Regions from separate parts of the Homo sapiens genome. Here regions 2, 3 and 4 are each linked to region 1. Evidence: chromatin loops called from intact Hi-C (ENCODE). Cell type or tissue: ascending aorta. All regions are shown on one strand. Links, peaks and the distances in the headings refer to the core of each region. The heading gives the core; the rest is flanking DNA. Region 1 has its middle 170 kb from the start of COX18. Region 2 has its middle 250 kb from the start of ADAMTS3. Region 3 overlaps LOC105377273 (a long non-coding RNA gene). Region 4 has its middle 200 kb from the start of ADAMTS3.

Region 1 (7,873 bases), core at 1,842-4,341:
AGGAATTAGAGGCAATCAAAAATATATCCTGGAGGCAGCAAATGCACTCAATCCAGCCCCTGGGAGTACATCAATCAGATAACAGTAAACAAGAACCTGGTGTTCTTGGCCACTACTTCTGGCACTTTCTTTGCTTAAGATTAGTAGTACATATATCCAGAACACTCTGAGCAGCTCACTATTGATAACATTCTCATTGTATAAATCAATACTTTTAATATACTTCCCTATGAAAGAAAAGATCAGTTCAGGAGAAGAAAGATCTTTCACAGCTATGATGGGTCCCCTCCTCTGTTTGTAACAAATGCTCTCTTACCAGTTCACCAAAACTCCCACCCCTTTTTGAGAAAAGCTACTCCTTATTCCAGGAAAGTTAAAAATCAACTCAGAAGTACCTGAGGTTGAAGTAGAGTCTCTGAGCTGACAAGCGGGATGTTCAGAGGCTCTACATTCTCTCTCCTCTGCCCTTTTACCCATCAACTATAAAAGTGTGGTTATGCAAATTTTCAGCTACAGAGAAGGGGCAAGGGAATTTTGATAAGAGAAAAGTTAGAGCAACATAAATCCTTGTCTAAAGCACCTAAATCCTTAGAAGTGATCTAAGAAATAAAGCATTACTCCCCGTACTCAAAGGAAAAAAATTTCAGAAACTTCTGTATTATCTGCTATGTACCTTCTACACAGAAATAAAAACACAAAGGTTTCTGCTTATCTATTTAAATTGCTAAAATTCCTGAATACCCTATTGTGAACATCAGAGTTCATGCCAGTTAAGCCAACAGAAAGACTTGCATACTGGATAGCTGTTTGGAAGAGCTGAAAAACCCAGAAATTAGCAACAGAAGAAGGCTGTAACCACCTCTAGGCCCAAAGAGACCAAAAAAAAAAAAAAAAAAAAAAGAGGGTGCTGAGGGAGGGCTGGAACAGTGATAGATGGCCAGTCCTGCAAAAGCTATCACTATGACTAGACATACTCACTGCGAGAAGGGGCTCTCCCCAATCCAGAGAAAAAGAGAGGGGTAGCTATATCCAGGCTTCTTGTCCTCCAATTTCCAATCTTCCATGTCTAAACCCAGAAAGCTTTTTCAAGACATCTCAAAAAATGAAATGGGCAAAGGATAGTCAGAAACTGAGAGCAAATAGGCAAATGACCAGCTCACCCACCATCCTAGTTGTTGTTTTTAATGTTCTTTGAGACATTAAAATGCTATATGATACATACAGCTGTAATTGTTTAACTTTTAAAGATTAATGAATGAATAGTAGAAGTTCCTATAAACTATTCCTATATTAAAAACAAAAGCTGTTTTAAAATTACTCCCAGAGTATAGCCATGAGAAAATATAACTAGCATTAAAAAAAATTATATAACATTATAAATGCATCTCACATATTATAGCAATTATGCTTCTCTGAAAGGAAATCGTCAAATTCTATGATAGCCTGTGAGAATAGGCTTCTTATGAAAGCATGAGCAGAAAATTTACATGGAAAACTATGGTTATAAGGTTATAATGGTTACATTCTAGAACGTAGAGAGGACTGACAAGGATTTCAGCAAAATCACCTTATTTTTAAAATACTAATAATTATGATGATAAAAGTAATTAAAATATGTTGAATTAAAACATGTTAAATACTAAGTCAAATGCTAACTTACTAGGTATCATCTAGTACAAACCTCCATCCACTGCAGTTATTGCCTATTTCTCCCTCAAATACTAAATTATTTTAATTCAACCGATATTGCATGCTTCACACCCACAAAGAGTATGTATTAGGAGTTACTGAAGCTAAAAGAGTACATTAAGAATTGGTATCATTTGTTGAACACTTACCATGTGCAAGGTACTGTGTTAAACTCATCAGATGTCTGTCTTAGTCCATCTGTTTTGTGCTGCTATAACAAATACTGGAGACTAATTTATAAATAACAGAAATTAATTTTCTCACAGCTCTGGAGACTGGGAAATCTAAGATAACGGTGCCAACAGATTTGGTTATCTGGTTAGGGCTGCTCTCTGCTTCCAAGATGGTGTCATGTTGCTGATTCGTGCAGAGGAGAGGAGCACTGTCTTCACATGACAGAATGTAGAAAGGCAAGAAAGCCAAACACTGCATGAAGCCTCTTTCGTAAAGGCCTTAATCCCTTTTAGGAGGGAGGAGCCCTCACGGCTTAATCATCTCTTAAAGGGCTTACCTCTTAATGCTATCACATTGGCCATTAAGTTTCAACACCTGAATTTTAGACGGGACACATTAAAACCATAACATTACTTAGCTACAATTTTTCCTCCACAAACCCCCATGAGGTGAGTACTGTCAATATCTCCATTTTACAGATAAAGACATTGAGACATGGGGACATTAAATAACTTGCACAAAGTCACACATCTAATAATACAAAGGCAGATTTTTAGTCTAGCAGACTCTGTGCCTTGCCATGAAAATACACTGTTTCTCTTAGTGATAAGATCAAAACCTAATACTGAAGAGGAAGTAAGTAGCAATGACAATGACCAAAAATTGATTAAAATTAATTCTACCAGAAAAGGTACAGAGTGTTGTAGAAACAGGTTCATGATAGGTCTGTCCAGGTCAGGTTGATCCATCAAAATTCATTCAGCCCCTACTATGTCCCAGGGCTGTGCTAGGCTCTAGGGATATAGAGGAGACATGGTACCTGCTAAGAAGGAGCACAAGGCTAGTAGAGAAGAGATCCGTGTATACAATAATTACAATAAGATGCACTATGTAAGTCATATACAAATACAAAAGCATTTGTATTTGTGCCAGGCATAAAAGTCCAGATGCTTGTCCACTTATGATGGGATTATGTCCTGAAAGTCAAAAAATCATAAGTCAAACTGTTGTTAAGTCAGCAACCATCTGTAGACATCATTTTAAAATAAGCATTATGAATAAGGGTAATAATACATTATAGATATTTTACTGATAACTTCCTGGGAAATTTTCTAAGAATTACAAATTCTAATTTTTAAAATGCCTTCTTGATAGATGTTTTTATTTCTGTATTACCCAACACTGCATTCCATTGCAAACTTAGAGAGTTTTAGAATCAAATGGAGGTCGAGATGTCATCTCCATTTTCCTGCACTCCTATCCCAACTCTGTCCTAACATACCAGACAGATGAGAAAATCCTCTACTTTTGTAGGCAGCCAGAGAAGGGATTGCACAACCTCACTTAGTAGCCCATTCCAAAGTTTAACAGCCTATTGGTTCAGCCAGCTCTCTTTTCCATGTTATCTTAAGGGCCAGTATTTTGTTCTTTCTAGAGAAATAAAGTCTAGGCTCTTGGACATCATGTAATTTTTGTTTGTTTGTTTTGATCTAAGGAGGCTGAAATATCCTTAGCAACTGTTAAGCTTTGCTCAGATCCTTTGATCACGAGACATCCTAACCCCTTGCTGCAATCGCTTTCACATGCACAATATGGCCTAATAGCCTTAAATCAACGCATTAAAAAAAATATATAGTACCGACAAAGTTTCAGGACTTACACAAGGAATTTTCTCATAGAGCATTCCACTTAATTCCTACAATCCAATGAGTAAAAATTATAATATATTTTAACTGGAGGAGGTCCTTCTATTCTATGCATATTATCTTTCTCCATAGAATAGCAATAATTTCTCTTTATGAAAAGGATTAATGCATTATTTTTAGACTACTCTATTTCCCCCAAAGATAGAAATGCCAAAAAGATTTGTGCTTCACTCTGAAAAATCATACGTTGTGACCCTGGTGATAAGGAAAATAACTTAACATTATCTATTACCAAATTTAGAAATTCTTCCTGGAGCTCATTTTCCCATGTGAGCACCTGGCAAGCACACTTTATTCTCCCTCCTCCATCAGAATAGCCAATCTGTCTTTTTGCTGTTGGAGGCAAAAATGAACTCCACATTTTCTAGTTGGTTCTTGAATAGGATCTTACAAAGTATTGATATGGTTTTGATAACTGGAGGAACACCAGGGTTTTTGGTTTTGCACTGATTTAGATAAAACAACACGGACACATGTGGAGTGGTTTTAAGGAGCGGAGAGTTTAATAGGCAAGACAGAAGAAAGAGGCTTTGCCCTACAGAAAGAGAGGGAGGGGGCTTTTTGTTTGTTTTCTGAGACCGAGTCTCGCTCTGTCGCACAGGCTGGAGTGCAGTAGTGTGATCCCGGGTCACTGCAACCTCCGCCTCCCAGGTTGAAGCGATTCTCCAGCCTCAGCCTCCCGAGTAGCTGGGACTACAGGCATGCACCACCACACCCAGCTAATTGTTTTGTATTTTTAGTAGAGACGGGGTTTCACCTTGTTAGCCAGGCTGGTGTGGAACTCCTGACCTCAGGCAATCCACCAGTGTCTGCCTCCCAAGGTGCTGGAATTTCAGGCGTGAGCCACCGCACCTGGCCAGGAAGGGGGCTTTAAGCCCAGAGAGGATACCCTGAGTATGGTGGAAAACAGCCGGTTATATGAGGAGGCTGGAGGAGGTGGTGTTTGATTTGCATAGGGCCTAGGGGATTGGTTTGACCAGGTGTATTATTTATGTAGCCCATGAAAATACTGGCCCTTTTACCCTAGCTTTCAATATGCAAATGAAGGGCGCCATGATGTTTTACACACGTGGGGATATGTGGGGGCAGCCATGTTGCCAGGCACATGTTGAGGCAAGGAGAGGGCAGGAATTGCTATGTTTGGGTGGGTCCTTTTTTTTTTTTTTTTGAGAGGGAGTCTCCCTCTGTTGCCCAGGCTGGAGTGCAGTGGCGCATCTCGGCTCACTGCAAGCTCCGCCTCCCAGGTTCACGCTATTCTCCTGCCTCAGTCTCCCCAGTAGCTGGGACTACAGGCGCCGGCCATCACGCCTGGCTAATTTTTTGTATTTTTTTTTCTTTTTAAGTAGAGACGGGATTTCACCGTGTTAGCCAGGATGGTCTCGATCTTCTGACCCTGTGATCCGCCCGCCTCGGCCTCCCAAAGTGCTGGGATTACAGGTGTGAGCCACCGTGCTCCGCCGGGTGGATCCTATTTTTAATGGCCTGTATTTGCATATTAAAGCTTGCCTGCCTTTCTGTAAGAGCCAGGGCTTTCCTGCTAGACAAGAAACGTTTCTGGAGCTGCTTTAAAAGAAACAAAAACTGGCCAGGCGCGGTGGCTCACGCCTGTAATCCCAGCACTTTGGGAGGCCGAGGCGGGTGGATCACCAGGTCAGGAGATCGAGACCATCCTGGCTAACACGGTGAAACCCCATCTCTACTAAAAACATAAAAAAATTAGCCGGGCGTGGTGGCGGGCTCCTGTAGTCCCAGCTACTCTGGAGGCTGAGGCGGGAGAATGGCATCAACCCAGGAGGCGGAGCTTGCAGTGAGCCGAGATCACGCCATTGCACTCCAGCCTGGGCGACAGAGCCAGACTCCGTCTCAAAAAAAAAAAAAAAGAAAAGAAAGACTTCCCAAGGGTACTTTTTCCTCTTTATTTGCCTGAAATAATTTTTTAATAACTCATATAACAGTATGCACCATAATTTATTTCTCAATGGTTTATATAATATTCTGTAAATATATTTTAACATCTTTGAATTTTTTAAATAAAGTCAGGCTTTTCTGACACTGTCACTTCAACTTGCCTAATTTAAACATGAATATGACTTTACAAATTAGGCTTTGGCAAATATATTCTATAAATTGGGCTAAATCTGCAAACATCAAAGTTTCTGAGAAAAGTATATTTAAAGCAATGTGAAAAGATAAAAGGAAAAATATCGAAAAAATGTTATACTGTAGGCCCCCCTTATCCAGTTTCACTTTCTGCAGTGGGTTATCTTTGGTCAACAATGGTCCAAAGAATTAAATGGAAAATTCCAGGAATATCGTAAGTTTTGCACTGCATGCCATTCTGAGCAGTGTGATGAAATCCCGCATTGTCTCATTCCATCCTGCCTGGGATGCGAATTCTTTCTCTGTCTAGGGTAACCATGCTGGCTTCTCTACCTGTTAGTTAGTCACAGTAGCTGTTACAAACCAAAAAGTATCTGAGACATCTGAGACAGGTCTCAAGCAATTTCGAAAGTTTATTTTGCCAAGGTTAAGGACACCCACCTCAGAGGCAGGTCTGTGCCTTTGTCGGAAGATGATTTTGAGGGCTTCAATATTTAAAGGGGAAAGGGCAGATACTGGGGAAAGAGAAAGAAATTTTCAAAAGGTGTGGGTAGATAAGAGACAAACGGTTGCAATTTTTTTTGTCTTTGGCCTTTCACCAAGTACACAATTTACATGTGAGGAGGGTAGAGGAACTCTATCTCGGTGAATCTGCATTTTTACATCAGAGGATATGCAATCAGATATGCATTTGTCTCAGGTGAGCAGAAGGATGACTTAGAGTTCTGCCCTTCTGATCTGTGAAGATAAACTATTAATTTACATTGTCAAGGTAAGATTCAACCGAATGGTTTTAAGGTAAATACCTTGGGGCCCAAAACAAATTTCCTAGTGGGCAAATTGTGAAGGGAGTATGCAGCTTTTTAAAAATCTTTGCAACTATCTTATTCAGGAATAAAATGGGAGGCACGTGTGCCTGATGCAGTTCTCAGCTTGACTTTTCCCTTTGGCTTAGTGATTTTGGGGTCCCGAGACTTATTTTCCTTCCACACCATATTGGTTATTAGATCAGCTTTCAAGATACTGCAGTGCTTACGTTCAAGTAACCTTTATTTTACTTAATAATGGCCCCAGAGCACAAGACTAGTTAGTAATGCTGGCAATTGAATATGCCAAGAGAAGCCATTAAGTGCTTCCTTTCCTTCAAGTAAAAAGGTGAAAGTTCTTGACTTAAGGAAAGAAAATAAATTGTATGGTAAGGTTGCTAAGATCTACTGTGAAAACACATCTATCTATGAAACTGTGAAGAAGGAAAAAGATATCTGTGTTAGTTTTGCTGTCATACCTCAGACTGCGAAAGTTTTGGCCACAGTGCAGGATGAGTACTTAGCTAAGATTGAAAAGACACGAACATAAATGTGTTCCAATTGATGGCAATCATCTTCCATACTATCTGAGGTTTCAGGCATCCATTGGGGGTCTTGGAACATATTGCTTGTGGATAAGGGGGGATACTGTATTAAAAAAATAATATTCTAATTTTCTCGCTTTATATATATTGCATATATTGGGTTAAGAAAGCTGCTTCTAAATTTAAAAGTAGCTCTCTAAATATCACTAATAGTTATTTGTTAAATGTTGATAAAGCCCTTTGCATATGATTCCTGGAAACAGAAAATAAATGATTCTAATGACTGAATAACAAATCCTTTTGGAAGTCAAGTGACTTTTTTGTTCTTTGCTTTTAACTAAAATTGAATGAACTCCTAATTAAGATGTAAGCTGATAAATTATTAAAAATAATTTTCCTTGATAGATTTTGGATGCGTATTATTTATTGCTGAGTGACAAATTTCCCCAAAGCTTAGTGGCTTAAAACAGCACACTTACATCAGCTCACAGTTCTTTTGAGATCCAAGCATGGTTCAGCTAGCTCCTCCAGTTGAAGAGAATCTCAAGAGATTACAATCAAGGAGTCAGCAGTGCTGTAGTCATCTTCAGGCTTCGTGGGAGCAGACTCCCACGCAGAATCCTGTTGGAAGGATCTATTTCTCTTCAGGCTGTTGGCCTGAGGGCCTCTGTTCCCTGCTGGCTGCCTTTAGTTCCTTGCCATATGTGCAGCTCATAACATGGCAGCTGGCTCCATGAGAGGAGCAAGCAAGCAGTGTGAGAGTGCCAGACAGAAGTCACAGTCTGTAATAACATGACCCTCATCCCTTTTGTTATATTCTACTCCTTAGAAGCAAGTCACTAAGTCCAGCCCA
Region 2 (7,873 bases), core at 2,289-4,788, 79 kb before region 1:
GAAATATATTCAGACGTATTCCACAGAGTCACTTTTAAAAACAGTCTGATGTCAACTTTAAATGTAAAGACGTCACTAATAAGTTCTAAAATAAAAAAAAATCTTTTGTTCTACAATAATACAGAAGGAATGTATCACTAATACGTATCATTAAATCACAGTATCTGATTTGAGGCAAGTCCCAAAAGTCCAGAATCACAGAACTGGAGGGAACATTAAAGTCAACCAATTTGAGACTATCCTTTTACAAATGAAGAAACTAAATCCATTAGAGTTTAAATGATTTTCCAAAGTTGCAAAGTCTTTGTCTACAGAACCAGAATGGATACTCCTAAACCACTGTGCTTCTCTATGATAAACTGTTTAGTTATCTTTAGTCTTGCATCACTTAGATATTTGGGGACACCACCAAAGCAATTTTTTTACTTATAGTGAATTATCTAATTAGCTACTGTATTCTAAAGACACACAGAAGTCACTGGTTTGTTACACATTCTATCTTCCAAAATTAATGACCAGACTTTCTAACCTATTTTAGTAAGTTATAAAAATAAAGCATTATTTTATAGTAAATACAGTATAATTACAACTTCTTTCAAAACTGGTTCTCTTCAAAATAAAATCTTAAAGCAATAAGAAGAAAATGAACTTTCCAATGTGGGCTGCAGTATTTTACAGCTAGAAAAAACTTCAGTCTTCATGCAGCAGAGAAGAAAAATGAGGACTGCAGAGGCTGCAGTCCAATCCTTTTGTGCTAATGAGCTGGGTGACCTTGACGGAGCCATGGAGCTGCACTAGGTTTGCCTTCTCTGAAATTTGTTGTCAGATTTCATTTGTATTATTACCTAATTTCCTCCATGATTAAGAACATTTCTTTTAGATTACAGATGTGATATTTTTGGCTCAACTAGATACACTTATAAAATTAGAAGGATATTATTATCTTTTTAAGCAAAAAAACAAACAAAAGATTGTATGATGAGATGTATAAAATTGGTTTACAAATTCATGCTACCATCATTCTCAATCCCAGAGCCCAGTGGAATGTCCTCAAATAATCACCTCACATCAGTGTGGGCTTAGATGGCTTCAGAATCTTAAGATCCACAGCCAATATATGTTGAAGAGACACATCTTTACAACTGGTATTTTTCCAAACGGGGATTAAAATTTTCACTGAGAATTGCTGCACACACCACCCAGGGTGTTACCAGATTTTCCTGAATTGCCAAATGGAAATGGTCCCAATTTAGTACTTAAGTATCATTTCAACTTTACACCAAATACTTTAAAATTTTTATTTCACATTGCTTGCTAGCTATATTTTCATAGACTATTAGAAATAATTTATTCTACATAATGTGTCCTTTTTCCATTTGGCAAACATTTCTCTCCTTTCTTTTATTTTCAATTGATGTGACTGATTTTTATTTTCAATTTGCATGACTTGTGTTGCTTTCAACTTAAACAGCTCATATATAACCATTGCTATTACCTGGGGTACAATTACAAGTGTCAAAGCTGCAGCTGGCTTCCTCCTCTTCCTTTCATTTTGGGAAAAAAAATCACTGAGTAATCCAGTGGCTTCTGCCAAGACCTATGGAACAAGAATTATGTGTTACATGCAAATTCAAGCATGCCTTACAATTTTGTAAAATGAAAACTTAGAATACTACTAGTTAGTAAGTTTATTCCACTATCTATATATGTAATGATGCTTTGATTAGAATATATAATGATTTAATCAGTAATCATGCATACCTACTGGTGCAAGACTTCAAAAGGAAGCCTTTTCAGTAAGCCCATGTGGAAACTTAAGGATGTGATGTCAATTATTTTAAAACACTATGTAGTGGCAAGTTTCTATTATTAGGCATTTTAAAATATTCAACTTTTAATAAGTCATACATGCTAGTGCTAATCTTTATAATATCTTATATATTTAGAAACTTTAAGATTTAAAAAGTTCCAAGTTATTTACATGTGTTATATTGCTTGAGCCACAAAACAACCCAAGTGAGGTACGTAGTGGTGATGTCTACACAGATGTTATATATGAGGTAATATATGACCACTGTCTAGAACACAGCATTTTCAATAAATGCTGGCCCAGAATGGGGGTTCAATAAACACTGTCTCCTGTCGTCTAAAATGCTGGCAAGTGACAGAATTGGGCCTGGAAATCAAATCTTCTGGTTCCCAATCTAATATTTTCCATGCTGCATGACACTAACTCTACAGGTAAAAGTTCAACTGAGATAATGAAGCATCAACTAGCCATAGTCTCCTACCTGCAAGGGCAAGAGAAGGTTGCAATTAGCTCTCAGAAGGACAACTCTGTCATGTCCTAGAGCTTTACATGGAAAAGGAAGAAAATTCTATTATCTTCCTTGAATTAGTTGCACAGGCAGCTTCCAGCCTGGTATAGTAGTTAATAGCACAAAATGAACTCCCTCATAACAAACACCCAGGTAACTTGTGGCTCCTTTTTTTCCATTATGGAAATTTTCAAATATCAAAAAAAGCAGAGATGTATAATATAAAGAGCCTTCGTGAACCATCACCCAGCTTCAACAATTGCCAACATTTTACCTATCCATTTTTTTTCAGACATGCAGCTTTATGATGTCTCAAGACTGTTGGCTGCATAGTTTCCATGAGGTCAAAAACAGTGCTGCCCTGGGAAGGCTGGAGAGGGAGAAATTGCAGCTCTCACACCTCTTATTTCCTTCCCCACCTCCAAATCAGAGGATAAATTTACCACCGGTCCCAAGAAGCCAAGAACTAAAGAACACATAGAATTTGAAAGGTGACCTAATATCTCTACTAATTATGGTTTGGGTTATTGATTTGCTGATCCCAAATATGATATAACTTGAAAGTGTCTTCCTCTTAAATATGAATAATTGGCTTGTGAATTCTGCCATTTCTGAATTCCCATACCAGTCTCCTTATACACGGTTCATGTTACTTCTAGTATTCTGCCTTAAATTACATTGATTTCTGAATGTGTCCTTACCTTCCCGTAGCTTAATGGAAATTTTATATTCCTTTTCACAACTGGAAAGTAAACTTTTACTAAATAAGTGCTTATGGAATAGTTATTGAATTTATTATAATTGAATTCCAAAGCTTAATCTATATATTCTGAAAGTTTTAAATATTTTTCCTGAATTGAGGCAAAATATAATTGGATACAACAGAGAAAAAAGTAACTTGAGTAATCAAACAACTAAAAAACTGTAATTCCACAATTATTGACTCAGGCAAAATCAAATGTCTGCCTCAAATTCCTAATATATGAATAAACTCAGCACTGAAAATACATGTGTTTTCTTAACCTTGCTAAACTTTATATTCTTATCATAAAATGATGCTGCATAAATGACAAATACTGAAATATAAAGTGAAAGTGGCTTTTGGCACACAATCCATGGTCATCTTATTATGGCCATGCCCAGTGCTTGGGGGATGCTTCCATCCAGCATGTGGAGTCCCTTTCAACAACACTTTCACTGGTTCTTAAAATACTTCTGGGAAAGGAAAGGCACACTGCCTCTGGTTTTAGAAACCAGAAAAGTGAGTCATTGAGACAAAGTTCCTGCCTGGTTTATAGAGGAAATCAGTGGACACTTGAGGGTCTGAACTGTCAACTTCTGGATCATTCGTACAGTAAGTTAACAAATTTTATTAAATACACACTATGTTCTAGACCCAGCCCTAGGCCTTAGGAATATAAAGATGAATAACCCATAAGGAACTTGCAATGTAGTGAAAGGAAACAAACTTGTAGAGTAAGTGCAAAGAAGTGTTAGTATAAAGGTATAAAGGTTTCTAGAAGCCATTAATGCAAAAATTGCAATTACTTTTCCGCCAACCTAATATTGTAGACATTATAATAAAAATATGTACTGATTTTACAGGGAACCCAAAAGTAAGATTAAGCTGTTCTCCTGAGGTACAGCAGAGAAAGTGCCTCATCAATCGACTCTTGGAAAATGACTGGAATATTGGCCACAGAATCAAGGACAAGTAATCTCAACCCCAGTAGTTGTCAATGTCCCCCTTTCAGCCCTATTAGCACTGGGAAGTCAGTCCTCCCACTTCTGCTGCTGCTTTCTATCTCCTCCATCTGCTTTCAGAATTGGAAGCTGTGGCTTGGATAAGGAGCACAATTGCAGACTGCCATCAAGGCAGTCAGCACACATCAGCCCAGTTTCTAAATGTCTATCTCTTTCTTGTTTCTCTGGGCCCTTCAGCTCAGAAAGGAACATCAGCCAACTTTTAAGTTCTCATTCAAAGGCAAGACTGTCGCTGACACCGCTATAGACAGAAGTCCTTGGAAGTAGATCCTGCTGCTGTCAGAGAGAGAAGTGGAGACCTTGGGGGTGATAGATCACACAGATTGCTTGAAACCAACCATCTTACTAATATCACAAGGAGCTGAGGTTTGCCTCTCAAAGGACAGAGATCATTGAGATAGTTACCAAAATAATTACAAAAAATAATAGCTACTCATTTGTTGTCCCTGCTATGTGCTAGTTGCTTTATACATGTTGTCTCTAAGCCTCACAACAGCCCTGTAAGGTATTTGATATTTCTTGAATTTTATAACTGATGTTCAGGAAAGTAAAGTCACTCACAGATCCAATCAGTGGAAGAATGAGAACTGCGTTCATCTCTTTCTGACTCTAAAACTCAATCTCTTTCCATGACACCGTTCCAGTAAAACAAACAAAGTATAATATAATGATACAGAATTTCACATAGCACACAGAAATTCATCTCATTAAATATGATATGTTTTACATGTACTTTGAACTTTTTAACTCCATTCAACAATTTTAAGCAGCTACTGTGAGGGAATTTTAAGTGTTTAGGGAAACAAAACTGAATAAAACAATTTCCACTCTCAGGAAACTAGATTAAAATCCAGTGGAAGGGAAAAGGCAAGGATACAAACAACTCAAAAATAAATCAAAATACTACTTTGATACGAAAATAAATACTACTAGAAAGGTATAAAGGTTTCTAGATGTTCAAATGCAGAAATTTCACAGATCAGAGTATGATAATAATGTGTATCAAGTACTTACTATATTCCAGCTGCTGATTTAAGTACATTGTATTTTGTAGCTCATTTAATTCTACCTGGTCTGAATTACTATTCTCATAATCTTCATTTCAAAGATGAGGAAAATAAGGCCTGGAGAACTAAAATATCTGCTCCAAGGATACTCATCAGCTAAGAAGCTAAGTTGGAATATGAATCTATGGTAGTATGCTCTCAAAGCCTATGTGCTTACCTGCCCTGCCATGCTGCCCTGATTGGAAGAACCTCCCAGAGTTGGGATGTCTATTCAAAACCTGTGTCAAAGAAGGGATGAATTTCTGCCTTTCTGAGAGGTGGCAAAGACAGGAATTCTTTGCTATGGTTTCATTTCTTTATCACAATAACACTATATCAAAATTGGAATGTAGGTCTATTTTCTTGCTTTGCAGAGAAAAAAACTCTGGCACTGGAAGATTGAGTGGCTCACTAAAGATCATTCAGTTAGTTAATGTCACACAAAGAAATCAGTCTAAGCCTCCCAATTTCATCCTAACTATCCTTTGTATCTGATAGCTCCCTATGTCTCCAGCAGTCCCTGCCCAGTCAACAACTCATTAAACACCACTTGCCCTGAAATGATTAAGGATTTTCTATTTCAAAATACACTTAATTATAAACTAGAAATTTTCCTCTTAACCAATCCATAATGTAAGTGAGAGAAAAACCAGTGCTTTGCATCCTTAAAACATAATTCTTTCACTAGCATCAAGACTGTTATCCTGTCCCTTTTCAGTCTTTTCTTCACCAGATTAAATGATTGCAATTATTTTATGCTTTTCTCCCCAACTCTAGTTCTGGAGAGCTTAATTCTTTTGACTGCTTTCTTCTGAAGTCTTCCCAAGGCCCCCATATCGGACTAAAATTATAGGCCCCTAAAGAAAATTATAATAAAGGTCTGACTAATGTTGATTCTAGGATTAACAAGCTTTTTTTCAAACTATTTTCTTGTTGAAAAAATTTGGTAACTTGCCTTAATATAAATATATATATATATAAATGTATATATTGTTGATTCATGTTTAGTATCTCATCAGTTACAAGCCTTTTTCTTCCATTTTTAAGCCCAGCCTATGTTTGCTAATCGGCTAATTATATGTAATTTTTATTTTTATTTTTGTCATCCAGATTATAGTGCAGTTTCTCATTCATAGCTCACTTCAGCCTCAAACTCCTGTGTTCAGGTAATCCTCCTACCTCCGCCTGTCTAGTAGCCAGGACTACAACTGTGCACCAAAACACCTGGCTAATTTTTCTAATGTTTTATAGAGACGGGGTCTCACCATTTTGCTCAGGCTGGTCTTGAACTCTTGGGCTCAAACAATCCTCCCATCTTTGCCTCCCAAAATGCTGGGATTACAGGCATGAGCCACTGCTTCCAGCCTGTTTCTTGTTTTTAACAAAAATTGTCCAGGGACCCAGTGGCCCATGCTGTCAGTGAATTTAGCACATGGGCATAGCATATACTCAGCCATCAATCAAATGACTGATGAGCTATTAAATGTATCTGCCTATCAATCACATTGACATAACTACTCACATAAGTCTAACACATTGTGCATGTTTACAGATGTATGGGCTTCTGTCAAATGCACAAATAGTGTTGAGAAAATAAAAAACACTAATAGTTTTAACAAGTAGTGGTTAAGGAAGTAAATGTCATCAAGACTGGATTGAAAATACCTTTGTTAATAAATATGAACACATCTGAAAAGCTCTGCAAAGCTTCGTATTAAGTATGATGGATAAATTCATGCTCACTCGTGAAACTCCACTAAAATGATAGTAAAGTATTACAACAAAAATACAAAAATGCACAAGGACCAAAAGAATGGAAGAGGAATCTATAGCAAAAGCCAGAAAAAGATAAACAAGTGGTGAATGCCTTAATAGACCCAAGAAAGTAGATAGATCCAAGAAGGAAACCATGGCCCCCAGAGGGCTCAGGACTTTGTGGCATCCAGATACCTCTGGATGAGAAGGTAGAGGTATAACTAAAAGCAGAAATATTTGCTGAAAATATAAGAAACAATTAAATCACCAGATACTCTTCACAACTCTCTTCCACATAAGACTGAGGGGTTTTCCTCTGGAAAGTTTTATCTGGCTGAGGCACACCAGGCAGGGGGCATGCTAGTTGTTGGCAGTGAGAATTACACTATCCAGATAAGAGTCCAGTTTCTCTGAGGAAATTGCCTGCCCATAAGAAAAAGCCTAAAAATACTTACATTGGAGATTCTCCATTAAAATGTTCCAGCTAGGTCACCTGACAATGGAACCCAGATCAACAAGCCCTATCCACTTACAAAAAGCTTTCAGTCAGCACTTCAATACTTCACACAACAGCCAACAGACTTGACCAAGAGCCAAAATTCATGAGACATTTGAGGAAGGTCTCTAATGTGAAAGACAGAAGCCAAACAAACAGGAATAAGTGATAGAGGAATACAGACGCTGAACTAATCAAATATCATTAATATCCTCAGAGAGCTAAAAGAAGAATTGACATTCATAAAATATCATGATGATTCTTTTAATTCAGAAAATAGAAATGAATCCTTCGAAATCAAGAATATGATAACAAATGAAAAACTCAGGAGTTGAAGAGTAAGTCAGAGGAAAGTTTTCAGAAAGTAAATCAAAAAGACAAAAGAAAATACAAAATAAAAATAAGAATCAATGACAAGTAGAAAAGATTCAATATTCAAATAAGAGACAAGGAGAAGAATAAAAACAACAGGCCAGGTGTGGTGGCTCATGCCT
Region 3 (7,873 bases), core at 3,188-5,687, 73 kb after region 1:
CTAAGTGTACATCAACAGTTGACTGGATAAAGAAAATGTGGTACATATACACCATGTAATACCAGACATACAAAGAAGAGCTGGTACTAGTCTCACTGAAACTATTCCAAAAAGTCTAGCAGGAACAATTTTTTTCTAAGTCATTCTATAAAACTAGTACCATCCAGCCATAAAAAAGAATGAACTCATGTCATTGGCAGCAACATAGATGGGGGTGGAGGCCATTATCCTAAGTGAACTAACTTAGAACCAGAAAATAAAACACCACATGTTCTCACTTATAAGTGGAAGCTAAGCAGTGGGTACACATGGACATAAAGATGGAAATAATAAACACTGGGGATTCCAAAAGGGGTGGGGGCGGTGAGAGAAAGGGCAAGGGCTGAAAAATTACCTATTGGGTACAATGTTTCACGATTTGGATAATAGGTACACTCGAAGCCCAATCCCCATGATTATGCAATATACCTATGCAATAAACATGCACATGTGCGTCCTGAATCTAATATAAAATAATTTATTTTTGAAAAAGGAAGTATTTGTCTATGGACTATATTTATTAAGTAATTTTCCATTAAAAAAATTAGTCAAAGATCATCAAGAGATTAATGGATTTTTTAAATGTGATATATGCATACAATGGAATATTATCCGTAAAAAGAAATGACATACTGATACATGCTATAATGTGGATGAGCCCTGAAAATATTATTCCATGTGAAAAAAAAGCCAGACATAAAAGGTCACATATTGCATGAGTCTATCTTCATGAAATATCCATAATAGGTAAATTCATAAAGACAGAAAGCAGAATGGTATTTGCCAGAGGCTAATGGGAGCAGGAAATTGAGAGTGACTGCTAAATGGGAATGGGGTTTCATTTCAGGTGATGAAAAGGTTTTGTAACTAGATACGGAAAGTGATTGTACAACGTTGTGAATGCACTGTCAATGAATTGAATGCTATAAAATGATTAATTTTATTTTATGTGAATTTCACCTCAATAGAAAGAATTAAAGATAAATATACTGGCCAATCAGCATTCTATCACCAAAGATAATCAGAGGTTACTATATTAAGATGAGTTTATTCTAGCTAAAAGCAAAATTTTAAAAGATGCTTGTCTGTAAACCAATCTTTTGTCCTCATTAACCAGACAGCTTTCTTTGTTGTTGTTGTTTCATTTTGGTTTGCTTTTGGTTTTGGTTTTCTTTTTGAGACAGAGTCCTGCTCTGTCACCTAGGCTGGAGCACAGTGGCACAAACATGACTCACTGCAGCTTCGACCTCATGGGCTCAAGCAGTCCTCCTGCCTCAGCCTCCTGAGTAGCTGGGACCATGGACATGAGCCACCACACCTGACTGATTTCTTTTTTTGTAATTTTTGTGGAGATGGGGTCTTGCCATGTTTCCCAGGCTGGTCTTGAACTCCTGGACTCAAGCAATTCTCCCATCAAGGCCCCCCAAAGTGCTGGGATTATATGAGCCACTGTCTCTATCCCAGACAGCTTTCTAATTACTGGTTCTATATCCAAATTATGTTTAAACTAAGAAATGAAGTAGCCTTGAGAAGTTACACAAGCATTCCACGCATTATACCATGTTCAATTATAAATTTATATATTAACTTTTGGGTTTATATAATAAAAATACTAATGATAAGAAGAAGAACCACAAAAGTAACATTAGCATAAACAATAACTGTAACATCTAATGTTTACTGAGCTGTTAGTATTGCCAGGAATTGGGCTAAGTGCTTGAAAAGCATCATTTCATTTAAGCTTCACAGTTCCCTATGAGGTACTATTACTATCCTAATTTTTCAGATAATGACACTGAGACTCACAGAGTTCAGATAACTTGACCAAGGTCAAGATCTAGTAAAATGGAAAACCAGAACTTCACCAGACTGTCTCCAGCCACGTGTGTGGTTAATTTCTCTGCTAAATTGCTACACATAAAGCTTTTATTGGTCTGCCACGCTTTGTTTAGTCTTCCTGATGCTGGACAAATTCAAGCACTAACAAAACTAAGTTTCTAGGCCAAAAAGTGAGGGCCAGACCATTTTCTGTGACAGCCCAGGGTCTTAAATAAGCCCTGACTTGGTATGTTGACAAGCTGATATACCCAGACAGTGTTTCTATCTAGTTGTTCTTTAATGTTAAATTTATGAATCTTTAAAATATTAGGAATAACATGCCCAAACTAGGAAATCTATTAAAAAAATGACCTCTTAATAAATATTCTTTCATTCAATAACTTATTTAATGAATCACTAAAATATCTGAGTATATCTGTAAATAGGTTTTTCCATTTTAGACACATAAAAGTATGTTTATAAAGACATATTCAATGTTGGCAATAAAGGCAACAGCAATTTGGGACCTGTAGATTTGTATCACCCCAGACAATTCTTCTGATCCACTTTGCCCTACAAGTAGCATGCTGGTGACAATAACAAGGTTGTATTATACTCACAGCATTGGTTCTACATGTATCTTATTTTTAAAAGTAGTTGTAAAATAAAGCTTCCATTTATTTGATCCTTCTGAGAAATAGGTCAGTATTTTTGTCAAATATTAGTCCATTGAAACTTCTATATTACAGTACAAATGACTCTTCATCTGAAATTCACAAAGGAAAATATTGATTACCCAAATTGCTTATGGGAGTAGGAATCCTGATTAAGTATTCTGGATTATAAGAAAACCTTTTACATTTATTTAATGATTTAGTCACTCCTTAAGAAGTATTTGTGTTGACTTTAATGAATTAGTAAATATAGCAAAGAAAAATGATGATCTCTGAGACCTGAGAATTTTGTCAATTCCTAAAATGCATTCTTAATATTCTCACCGTAATTAACACAAAGTAGACACTCAAAAAATGAATTGTGGCTGGGCGCAGTGGCTCACCCCTGTAATCCCAGCACTTTGGGAGGCCAAGGCAGGCGGATCACAAGGTCAAGAGATCGATACCATCCTGGCCAACATGGTGAAACCCCATCTCTACTAAAAAATACAAAACTTAGCTGGGCATTGTGGCACCCACCTGTAATCCCAGCTACTCGGGAGGCTGAGGCAGGAGAATCACTTGAACCCAGGAGGCGGAGGTTGCAGTGAGCCGAGATTGGGCCACTGCACTCCAGCCTGACGACAGAGCAAGACTCATCTTTAAAAAAAAAATGAATTATTTTTTCTCCAGAAATATCAATTTCAGTCTTGGAAATTTGGAAGCCCAAAGTGACTAGATAGTTGAAGGTTTTGTGGTCCATTGCATCCTTGCATTAAAGTCCCATTACTAAAAAAATCACAAGATACTAACAAAAGAGTAGTACTAAATAATATATACAAGTTTCTTCTGATCAACCAATGTTTAATGATTATTTAATTTGAACACAATCAACCCATATTTTATTGTATAGACAAAATGGGGCATTAGAAATAGCATGGCCTTTGGAATCCAAATCATGTTTAAATCAGGATTCATTGATGTTAAAATTACCATTTAATAGGATATCAGGGAATACTAGACAATTTATGAAGATCTTCACTGAGCCCAAGTCTTCCATATTGAAAATGGGTGTAATAATTCCTTTTTGACAGGTTCTTACAAGGAAAGGATCTAGTACATGACCTGTCACACAGCTGGATCTCAAGAATGTTTGTTCCAATCCTGAAACAGGCAAAAATGTTGAGAGTCAAGAAAGAGAGAAAGGAAAGAGGTCTTAAAATGGTAACAGCTATTATTACTTGAGTACTAATATTGATCTTTCTGTTCATTTTATAAGTGACACTTCAAATCAGGTCATACTTTCCAAGTCTAGCAAATAGAATTCAGAAAGGGAATATCGTCTCTGTTATTCTGTCTATTGCCATAAGAATCCAGGAAAATCAGAGAGAAATCAAAACATGACTAAGAAATGTGACATCTTATAAACTTTTTTGACCTACTTTGTCAGAATTTTCATAGGTTTACCTTTGGTTTCAGCTAAAACATCCTTATTTTGTCTAAGTAGGCCATCCCAATTCTTCCTAACTGTAAATTCAGCTCATGCTCTCAGAATAGGATCCTTTCCCCCTAAGGCCTTTGCTTTCCATTTAATACCCTCTGATACTTTTCTCCAAAATCCCTATAACAAATATTAACTTACATGCAAGGAAAGCAAGCAGAGTTTCAAAATAGGCCAGGGGTGGCATTCTTAAAAATAACTCTGAGGAACAACATTTGTATCCAATAAAAACATGAGCAGAATTGAAAATACTTATGGTGTGGGACTTGTACATTTATCTGCTCTTTGAAAAGGTAAAATAAACTGAAAAATTCCATAAAAATCCAAACCAAAAGTCACCTGCCATCACCACCACTCTGCCCTTTCCAATAAACACTTATTGGCAGAAGCAGGAGGGAAGTCTATGTTTCTTGCCTCTTGAAGTGACAAGCACATTCTTTCCTCATTCACCAAGCTGCTTTTCTCCCTCCAAAGCTCCAGCTGTTCTCAAAACCCAGACATTGTTCCCTTCACTGGCTGGCCTCTAGCTCTAACTCTCAGCCAAGACTGCTTCTCCCTGAAACCTCTCAGGGACACTAACAGCCAGGACTTGGAAGGCTGTGCCTACTTAAAGAAAGTTGAGTTTTTGGCAGGGAGAGAAAGAGGGAGAGAAAGGGGGAGAGAGATGAATGGGAAACACTTTGTGTCAGCACAAAAACTCAAACAATCGTGTTTGGACAATGCCTGGTGCTCTGAGGCTGCCAAGTGATGGTTGATGAATCTCATAGTGGTTTTCAGATTTTGAGGCTGTGGGATCTTTTCTCATTGTTGTACACAGTCTGGGACCCCCAAGTTCTACTGTGGAAAATATGAAATACTTACAAGATAAATATGCCAATTATGACTACAATTTCTTTCTGTTATCATATGAATATGAACACCCATAGGACCATGAGATATTTGGAGAGGCGGGGGCGTGGATTTTTAAACCCTTTCATGTATATAAATAAGCTCCCCAAAGGACAATGTGAATTAATTCTTCCTCAAAGATTATAAGAAGTGGCTTATTTATGTTTCTCCAAATTAATATTCTTCCTTCATTGGTCGTAAGTGTGATGGTGATGGGAGAAAAGGAATAAAAGGCACATTTGTTCACTTCCAAGTCCAATGAAATCAACACTCAGAAGAAAAGGCAAATACCTGCAACTTTTTAGAAATTCTGGTTTTTAGAAAATGTTAAAGCTGTCCTATACTCAAACTATCCTGACCTGGCTAGTAACCAAGAATCATTTTTTTAACTTTACACAAAGCTGTTAATCACTGTCTACAGCACTTCTTGAAATTACAACACATTGACTTGTCATGACATTCAGAAGAGATGTTAGCCAAAGACTCACCAGTTGAACTAGTTAGAATATAGATTTGTTAATGTGTGAAAAGGACCTAAAAACAGAGGAAAGACTAGTTTCTTTCTCACTCTCATAACGGTATGACTGCGCACCATGCAGAGCCAAGAATTCTGGCTGTTTCTATCTGTTTCACCATCCCAAGGACATCTCTGTCATCTGCATGGTCTAAGATGATCTTCATTTCAGCCAAGAGAAGTAGAAAAAAGGAAAAAAAAAAGGGAGAGTTCACCACTTCCTTGTAAGAAAATTTGCACGTATCATTCCCACCTACATTCCACCAACCATAACAAGGTCATGTGGCCATAGTCTGAAAAAATATTCTTTATTTTGGGCATCCATGTGCCAGCTAAATATCAAGAAATCTATTGATTTAGCATAAGAATTGGCAAGCTATATCCATGAGCCAAATCTGGTTTTAAGTGAGCTGCAAGCTAAGAATAGTTTTTACATTTTTAAGTGGTTAAAAGAAAATCAAAAGAATAATAATATTTTGTGATGTGAAAATTATGTGAAACTCAAATTTCAGTGTCCATAAATACAGTAGTACCCACTCATCCACAGTTTCTGCTTCCATGGTTTCAGTTACCCTACGTTCAACCGTGCTGGGAAAATATTAAATAAAAAATTCCAGAAGTAAGCAATTTGTGAGTTTTATATTGTGTGCTGTACTGAGTAGTAGGATGAAATCTTGTGCTGCCCTGCTTCATCCTGCCCAGGATGTGAATCATCCCTTTGTCCAGTGTATCTGCACTGTAGATGCTACATTACTCATTAGTCACTTAGTAGCCATCTCAGTTATCAGATCAACTGGCCATTTTGTGGTATCCCAGTGCTTTTGTTCAAGTAATCCTTATTTTACTTAGTAATGGCCCCAAAGCACAAGAGTAGTGATACCGGCAATTCAGATGTGCCAAAGATCAGCTGTAAAGTGCTTCCTTTACATGAAAAGGTAAAAGCTCTGGACTCAGGAAAGAAAACAAATTGTATGCTGACGGTGCTAAGATCTACAGTAAGAATGGGCCTTCTATTGATGAAATTGTGAAGAGTATATTGTTATAATTATTCTATTTTTAGTTATTGTTCATCTTTTACTGTGTCTAATTTATAAATTAAATCTTATCATAGGTATGTATAGGATAAAAATATAGTGTTTATAGGGTTAATACTATCTATGGTTTCAGACACGCTTGGGGCTCTTGGAATGTCTCCCCTTCAGATCAGAGGGACTACCGTAAATTTTTATTAGAAGGGAGCCATGGTCCATTTACATGTTGTCTATGGCTGCTTTTGTGCTACAATGGCAGAGTTGAATAGTTGTGACAGACATCATATGGCCCACAAAGCCTAAAATGTTTATTATTTGGCCCTTTATTTAAAACATTTTTCCGACTTCACTTTGGAGGAAAGAATAAATCAGGTATTGCTGGACAACTAGCTAACTCAGCCATACCAAAGTGGTAAAATTGATTGGAAAAGGGGGTGGGCTTTGAAAGGGGTTGCAAATGAGCTGTATTTGTTTAAAAGCCTTTAATATAGTAGCATTGTTTATCCATTTATGCATTGAAAATTACCCCAAAACTTAGTGGTTTAAAACAATAAAAGTGTATTATTCAGTTTCTGTGAGTCAAGAATTCAAGAGTGGCTTATTTGGGTGGCCCTGGCTCAGATTCTCTCATAAAGTTGCAGTTAGGATGTTGGCATGGGATAAAGTCTCATGTGAAGGGTTGACTGGGGCTGGAGAAGCAACTTCCAGATTGATCATTCACGTGGAAGCTAGCAGGAGGCATCAGGTGCTTGCCACATGGGCTTGTCCTGCATGGCTGCTAGCTTCTTCCACAGTGAATTACGAGACAGAGAGACAGAGTAAGCAGTAAGCCACAGTGCCTTTTATATCATCTTCAAAGTCTCATGTTGTCACTTTCATTATATTATTTTCATTAGAAGAAATTCATTAAGCCTACTCCAGCCCACACTCAAGGTAAGGAGAATTATCTTCCACCTACTGAAGGGAAGAATGTCAAATAATTTGGGGGCATTTAAAAATCATCACAACAGTATTTGAGATTGTTTTAAAAAGCAGATAATTTGTCTTCAGATAATGCTACAGACATGAGGCTAGTGATTATGAAATAAGCCTAAGTTATTTGACCAGGAGAAAAGGATAGAGGCTTATGTTAGAGATGGCAATCAGGTTTTAGCTCTCTCACCTACCACAATTAATTGGTAGTAGTTGCTTAGAGTACTATGTTGATAAGGATTCTGATTAGTAGCTATCAAATACACATATTTTCTATCAGAGTAAAAAAACAAAAGTTCAAATAATGAGAATTTGGAGAAAAAGCAATTTATGAAGCATGTCAAAGTCTCCAGAAAGCTTATAAAACCATGGCTCTTGGGCAGCTTGTCCAGGATGTTTCTCTGGAGTCCTGGTTTCCCAGGAGAGATTCCCTTTCTCCTTCCCTCCCTTCCTTCCA
Region 4 (7,873 bases), core at 2,050-4,549, 130 kb before region 1:
ATGAGCTTTAGGGTGGTATTAAGAAGACCCACACCCAAGCCAGACATCCTGAATTTAAGCACTGCCCCAGTATCTTCATTCACAAAATGGGGATGATACCAATGCCCACCACATGGGTTAGTGGCATGAAGTGACTTAATAAATATAAAGCATTTAGAATATTCTCTGGGCATGTAGTAAGCAATGTTGTGAGAATAAAAGGGAATTGAGGGAGCTACTATTTGTAAACTCAATATGTGCTCGACCATCTTTCATTTATAAGAACTCATGTAATCATCACAACAATCTTATGAGGTGATGAGAGGTGAGAGTGTGCTGGCAGTCCTCACAGCCCTCGCTCACTCTTGGCACCTCCTCTGCCTGGGCTCCCACTTTGGCGGCACTTCAGGAACCCTTCAGCCTGCCGCTGCACTGTGGGAGCCCCTTTCTGGGCTGGCCAAGGCTGGAGCCGGCTCCCTCAGCTTGCCAGGAAATGTGGAGGGAGAGGCGCGGGCGGGAACCGGGGCTGCCCCCGGTGCTTGCAGGCCAGCAGGAGTTCCGTGTGGGCGTGGGCTCGGCTGACCCTGCACTGGGAGCAGCGGGTGGGCCCCACCCGCCCCTGGCAGTGAGGGGCTTAGCACCTGGGCCAGCAGCTGCTGTGCTCAATTTCTCCCCGGTCCTTAGCTGCCTTCCTGCAGGGCAGGGCTCAGGACCTGCAGCCCGCCATGCCTGAGCCTCCCCCCACTCAGTGGGCTCCTGTGCCGCCCGGAGCCTCCCCAATGAACGCGGCTTCCTGCTCCAGGGCGCCCAGTCCCATCGACCACCCAAGGGCTGAGGAGTGCGATGGAAGGGTGTGGGACTGGCAGGCACCTCCACCTGCAGACCCCCTGCGGGATCCACTGGGTGAAGCCAGCTGGGCTCCTGAGTCTGGTGGGGACGTAGAGAACCTTTATGTCTAGCTCAGGGATTGTAAATACACCAATTGGCACTCCATATCTAGCTCAAGGTTTGTAAACATACCAATCAGCATCCTGTGTCTAGCTCAGGGTTTGTGAATGCACCAATCAACACTCTGTATCTAGCTACTCTGGTGGGGCCTTGGAGAACATTTATGTCTAGCTCAGGGATTGTAAACACACCAATCAGCGCCCTGTCAAAACAGACCACTTGGCTCTACCAATCAGCAGGATGTGGGTGGGGCCGGATAAGAGAATAAAAGCAGGCTGCCCAAGCTAGCAGTGGCAACCTGCTGGGGTCCGCTTCCACACCGTGAAAGCTTTGTTCTTTCTTTCTTTGCAATAAATCTTGCTGCTGCTCACTCTTTGGGTCCACTCTGCCTTTATGAGCTGTAACACTCACCAGGAAGGTCTGCAGCTTCACTCCTGAAGCCAGCGAGACCACGAACCCACCAGAAGAAACGAACAACTCCAGACGCGCCACCTTAAGAGCTGTAACACTCACCGCCAAGGTCTGCAGCTTCATTCCTCAGCCAGCCAGACCACGAACCCACCAGAAGGAAGAATCTCCAAACACATCCGAATATCAGAAGGAAGAAACTCTGGACACGCCGCCTTTAAGAACTGTAACACTCACCGCGAGGGTCCGCGGCTTTCTCGAAGTTAGTGAGACCAAGAACCCACCAATTCTGGACACAGTGAGGTAGGTTCCTATTTTACAAGTGAGAAAAATGAAGTTCAGAGAACTGAAGTAACTTGAATAAAGTCACAGAGCTAATACGTTGTTGAGCCTATTTTCAAAACCATGAGACATAATGAAGATGGACCTAGTACATGAGGTCTTCATAAGTGTTTTATACCTTACCTTATTAAGCTCCAACAGCTATAGGAAAAATATAGTATGTTGCAGTCGTGCTTAAGATTGTCTTGCCAAGTTCTATGCTGGGGCATTTTTTTCTATGTCTCAGTAGGTCCTTAGAAATGTATCAGTGGCTCAATAATCACCTTCAAATGTTGGTCTATATGACTAATGGATTTAAGGGTAAGGTTAATTTTTTGCCTTCTTCTTTGCACCTAAATCATGAGTGAAATACAGATAGCATAATATTAATTAACAGCTTTAGCAGTGTCTGGCTTTGAACCTGGTTCTGCCACTTTCCATCTGTGTGACCTTAGGCAAGTTGCTTCAATAACTTTCTCATCCTCAATTTCTTCATTTGGAAAATGGAGATGTTAATGGTGTTGCCCTCATAAACTTGTTATAAGCATTAACTGATTATAATGCATTCAAATCCCTTAGCATAGTCATGCAGATTATCATGAAATAAATATGAAAAGGGAAAAAGGGTCGTTTATTTCTATGATAGTTTTCTAATTCATTTTCCCATAGGAACAGTCACAGTTCTAAAACCACTGGACTAATTAATTTCCCAGCAGTTGAATCATCATTCTACTATGGGTCTGGAAGTAAATATGCATTAACACTGACTGTCTGGTGAACTAACCTCTGAATTTAAACATCATATATTAGCTTTCTATATTTTATAGGGAGCTCCATGGTTCATATATCTATCATTCACCATTCTCCATAGGATCCATTTTCTTCCTCAGTGGTTTTTCTTAAGCAAGCATGGATTTACTTCATCCATGCCTTTCTCACCCCTGTCATGCTTAAGAGTTACATTCTAACATCTCCTACATCATTCTCCTCATTTAAATACAAAGGCATCTGACCTAATACTCCCGAACCATCTCAAGAGTATGACTCATACAGAGAAATTCCTACTATTTCAGCATCTCACCCCTGTTGGATGACCGAACTAACCTTATGGCAAATTCAGCTTTAGTGAATGATATTTCTTAGGGTTGTTTTGTCCACAAAGACTCCTACTGCCAGAAATACGAAAATGGAAAATATGAGCTTTGCCTAGTAGTCCATCACCATCAGTTTCACAACAGTGACAAAACATTCTTTTCTCAAAAAGCATCAGCCACTTCCTCAGAGGATTACCTGGTGGAATCTCCCCCCATGCCCACCCAACCTTCACTAACTGACTCCATGGCACAAAGGGTAGGCTGGTATGAATCCACCCACCCTCTTCCATGCTCACCGACAGCTGAACAAGCCCCACACTTCTCCCTCCAAATAACTGGCAATGCCAGCAGAGACTTGGAACAGCAGGCAGACAAAGAAAAACAATTTAATTTCTCTCTGACTGGCTGCGGCTTTCCAAATGTGACAGCTTTTCTAACCAAATGGCTTGTATTCTAGTCAGTTAGACTGAGGAAGAAACAGGGTGAACAGTGACACCAAATGGTTAGATATACTAAGAAAGAGTGTTTATATCCTGTGCCACATCAGAAATGACTGAGGTGGCTTACATAGATAAGTAATAGTCAATAAAATAACAAATTAAAAGTAGGTAGTAAATTAGGAAACAAAATACTTTGAGACCTAAAAATGTCTACAGAATAGTAGATTTAAAAAAAAAAAAAGCTAATTTGAGCCACTAATTCACTTTCTAGCAGTGCAGAGGAAAAAAAGGAAATCTGTTCAGTTTCAAAGGAGAAGTACAATTCTTCCTCAAGCTACAATGACAGAAATTTCTAATAACAGGCTTTTAAGTATCTATTAAAAACTAGAGACCTTGGAAATGTACTTCATCCTTGCTTTTTTTCTTTGTGTGTATTTTCATTTATGTTATCTTTTCCAAATCTAATTTTCTAAACTTTTAGTTTAGATTTTTATTTGATACCACTGGATCATACTTAATTACAATCTTTATTCAGTCTCTGCTCAATTAAAAGCAGCCAAGTAGAACAGCTGTTTCTAAGAATATGTATTTTTTAAGTTATCAGTGGAAAGTCCAGTGAGCAAGAAGAAAGACAATGCAGAAATTTCCGTTTGATAGGATTAGTTGTTCATGATGATGTTCAGAACATCTCTAGTCCAACCAATTTATCAAACTATTAAGTTGCACTTAAAGCTTATAGTACTTTGGGAGGCTGAGGTGGGCAGATCACCTGAGGTCAGGAGTTCGAGACCAGCCTGGCCAACATGGTGAAACCTTGTCTCTATTAAAAATACAAAAATTAGCTGGTGTAGTGGTGGGCACCTGTAGTCCCAGCTACTCGGGAGGCTGAGGCAGGAGAATCGCTTGAACCCAGGAGGCGGAGGTTGCAGTGAGCTGAGACTGTGCCATTGTACTCCAGCCTGGGCAACAAGAGCAAAACTCTGTCTCAAAGAGCAAAAAAAAGCTTATATAACTTGTTCGATAATGTTTAATATGGATTTACTGAGAAAATGGTAGGCTGTAGAGCATGTTACAGAGAACAGAATTAAGTGATATGAACAGTGAACAAGCTACAAAAATAAAGAAAAATGGTATCTAAGGAATATATAGAAGCTCAAATTGAAGAATAAGAAATGAGAATGATAAGCATGCATGGGGGAAAAGAAGAAATTATCTAAATCATAAGAAGCAAAATGTATGGCAAAAACAGATTATTGATGACTTTAAATGAAGGGAATGGAGAACAAGATGAAAGAGACAGATAGGAGATGTGAAGAAAATAAAACATTGAGTCAGAAAGAGAGGAAATCTAAGAATGATTTTAAAATAACAGCTGGCAATTTTAGCTTACTCAAAGGTTAAAGTGCCAGAAAGTAAAGAAATGTGGAAAGAAACACGTAGTTGGCTCGTAATGGGCTCTTAAAAAACACGTTAGATTTTGGTTGCTGCTGAGACAGAAAGAGATAGGGGAATGAAAATAAGAAGAGAATTTGTAGATGAAAGAGAATGGATCAATGAATTTCTTTTCTATTTCATATTCTTCCCATCACAAGATATAAAGGGATAGTCAGAGAATTACCGGGATGATTGACATGTCAGAAAATAAGAACTCTGAGAAAAGATTAAATAAAAGCCAGTCTTTCCCCCACAAAATAATAGGTGAATGGTAATAATGTTTTCCACAAGTTGAGCTGCTAGCCATTCCTGCTGCATCCAATTGAGCTCATTGTTAAACTCTCTATACACCTTTTGATCATAAGGAAAAACTGAGAATCCTGAAAGCTCCTTCTTCCTCCCCTTTGTTCACATCTCTATCATATTGGATATTAATTTGTACTGACTTCTTTGACATGTGTATTTCCCCTACTAGACTACGAACTCTCCAGGACCAGGGACCAGAGTCATTCTGTATATTCATGCCTAATATCCAAGATCTCTCTCTGTATATTTATAGTCTACCATTTTTCCAGGAAGGGTTTAATGTGTCACCTGATTTTTGTTGAGAGAATCTGCTCTGCCAGTCTTCACTCTTTCCATTTCTCATAGTCATTTATTCAATTTCAATTTCTTGATCCAAAAATGTAGTCATTATTCTTGATTCTTCTCCTTCTCTACTTTTCCCTAATTCAGTCCATCACCAAATCCCATCAGTCTTCTTTTCAGTATGAATCTTGCATCATCACCTCTCATCACTTCACCATCACTTCCCATCCTGGGCTATGGAAACAGCTTTCCAAGTAGTCTCCCTGCATTCCCTTTTGCCCTTCTGTGTTTATTCTTTGCAGATCAGCCAAAGAAATCTTTCAAAGTCTAATTCCAATCATATCATTTGCCTAATTAAAAACTGATGTCTTCCCATTGCTCTCAGAACATTCCCCACAACCTGGCTTCCTTTCTTGCCATCCTCTCATCTCTCCCTTGCTCAATGGACTCAGTCTGCAGTGGCCTTCTTGTTGTGCCTTGAAAAAGTCAAATTTATCCCTGTCACTTACCCTTGCTCTACTGCCTGGAATGCTCTTCACCCATATCCTTGAATAACTAACACTGTCTAATCATTCATTCTCTTCTCAAATGTTACTTTCCTAAGATGCATTTCCAGACCATCTTTTCTAAATGAGCATACATAGATTACCTCACTCTGTTTTATTTTCTTCACAACACTTGTTACTCTCTGAAATTTTATGCTTATGTATTTTCTATTTCCTATGCAGAAATATAAACTCTCATAAATGCAAATATTTTGTCTATTCACCACTGTAGCTCTACATCTCCAGGATCCTAAACACATAGAAGATGCTTAATAAATAAATGCCAAATGGGCAAATAGATATGTTTGCACAATCAGGTCTTAGGTTCAGGGATAAACACTTTCCATTCATTATCTGACACTGATGTTAGTTGTATGTCTTGGTTTCTTATTAAATAAAATTATTATAATTTTTATAAAAATGATATTAAAATAAATTTAGGCCAGGCATGGTGGCCCACGCTTATAATCCCAGCACTTTGGGAGGCCGAGGTGGGCGGATCACCTGAAGTCAGGAGTTCGAGACCAGCCTGGCCAACATGGTGAAACTCCGTCTCTACTAAAAATACAAAATTAGCCGGGCATGGTGGCACATGCCTGTAATCCCAGCTGCTTGGGAGGCTGAGGCAAGAGAATTGCTTGAACTTGGGAGATGGAGGTTGCAGTGAGCTGAGATCATGCCATTGCACTCCAGCCTGGGTGACAAGAGCAAAACGCCATCTCAAAAAATAAATAAATAAAATAAAATAAAATAAATTTTAAAATGTTAAGGACTGTTACTTTTCAGGAAATGGTTCTATGCTAATGAAATGAATCAAAAGTGTTTGGAGATGAAAAGAATTCTAATATGCCATCCAGTCAAATCTCACGCCTATTTCTCAGTTTCCTCTATGCTCAGACCCTGTTTAACACTTTAGAACAAGGGTACCCACTGCCTCACAAGGCACCATATCTTGCTGTTAGAAAGCTAGCGTTATCACACTGAACTGAAATATGCTAAGATGCCTGCAGAAACCAGGTGAATAACAGTTCCATGAAGTCTGCCAGGAGCAGTGAGGATTGTGGCAAATGAACAAGCTCTTGCCTGGACTAAAAGAATACCTGCTGTTCCACAACTGATCGTTGTCATTTCACATCAGGAAGCAGGCCCCATGTTGCCCAAGTGTTCTCAGTTTTTGAAAGAAGATTGAAAAATGGATTTTTATGTGAAATGTCTCCATGTTTAAAACCCTATCTGGCTACCTTAAAACCTGACGACTGTTGGTTGATAAATTTCTAGTCTAAAGCAATACAGAAGAAAACTTCTCCATCTTCTACAAGAAAGTCCAGGATTTAAAAATATTTAGGATATTGCCCTAATTCTTTATTCTTAATCTAAATGTCCTTGGCTATTTTCAACATTATTTTTATCATGCCATGATTATGTTATAAAATCAAATAAGCAGTTGACTTTAAAGTATCTACTGGATTAACCCAAATGTTCAGGTTATAGCTGAGTTAAAAACAAACAAACAAAAAACACAAAACCAAAAGCTATAGGAATGATTTTAAGTCAAACAACACTGTGGTAAAATCTTTTCTTCTGGTGTTTCATCTTGTGGCATCTTGTCCAGACCACATTTCAATCCTACCATTTTATGTACCATTAAGATCACTAGTTTCAAAAACTTCACACAGCACATCATGTACTTGAAGGAATGACCCTCAGTGAACCACATGTGACATGACAAGTTTTAGTGTAGCAAAATTCAGACCACTGTTTTAACACAAATATTGTGGCTCACCTATGTATTCAGAGCAGCATCCCTGTATGACCCCAAAATTAAACTTACACTGTATTTATTGTAAGACATAAAATAGTCTGCTGCAATACAAATCTTTTTCTTATTTCAGTTCTACCTCATGTAACTTTTTCAGAACATTATTTTTGTGTATGAATTAATAACATGATTTAAATTGGGGAAGACAATAATTAATAGAAAATAACTATCACAAAGTAAAATATTTGGAATTATAAAACTTTCAAAAATGTTTTCAACAATAAACCATACATTTATAGCTTTTTCTAAAGCATGATATGCAATCATTTCTTAAAATTTTTATATATTGTCATGGAA

Evidence for each region. Peaks named below come from ENCODE experiments on the same cell type or tissue, not always from the same donor. Only the 100,000 strongest peaks of a DNase experiment are listed, where the experiment ranks them.
Region 2: it touches region 1 in a loop (2.0-fold over the local background); 2 of 110 quality-filtered maps call a loop at or near these places.
Region 3: a loop joins it to region 1, with 2.7 times the contacts of the local background. A loop is called at or near these places in 6 of 110 quality-filtered maps.
Region 4: a loop joins it to region 1, with 10 times the contacts of the local background. A loop is called at or near these places in 2 of 110 quality-filtered maps.

What each region holds. Positions count from the first base shown.
Region 1 is chr4:72,893,470-72,901,342 of GRCh38, forward strand. No RefSeq gene overlaps it. Among named protein-coding and RNA genes, the nearest start is that of COX18, 170 kb to the right of the region's middle. In ascending aorta, for the core only: no CTCF peak of the experiment used is centred there; a DNase peak (open chromatin) is centred at 3,192; H3K27ac peaks cover 2,500 bases.
Region 2 is chr4:72,813,688-72,821,560 of GRCh38, forward strand. No RefSeq gene overlaps it. Among named protein-coding and RNA genes, the nearest start is that of ADAMTS3, 250 kb to the left of the region's middle. In ascending aorta, for the core only: no CTCF peak of the experiment used is centred there; no DNase peak of the experiment used is centred there; H3K27ac peaks cover 1,908 bases.
Region 3 is chr4:72,965,617-72,973,489 of GRCh38, forward strand. The region is part of intron 1 of LOC105377273 (a long non-coding RNA gene); the gene reads left to right. Among named protein-coding and RNA genes, the nearest start is that of COX18, 100 kb to the right of the region's middle. In ascending aorta, for the core only: no CTCF peak of the experiment used is centred there; a DNase peak (open chromatin) is centred at 4,595; H3K27ac peaks cover 2,370 bases.
Region 4 is chr4:72,765,419-72,773,291 of GRCh38, forward strand. No RefSeq gene overlaps it. Among named protein-coding and RNA genes, the nearest start is that of ADAMTS3, 200 kb to the left of the region's middle. In ascending aorta, for the core only: a CTCF peak has its summit at 3,231; no DNase peak of the experiment used is centred there; H3K4me3 peaks cover 531 bases; H3K27ac peaks cover 1,301 bases.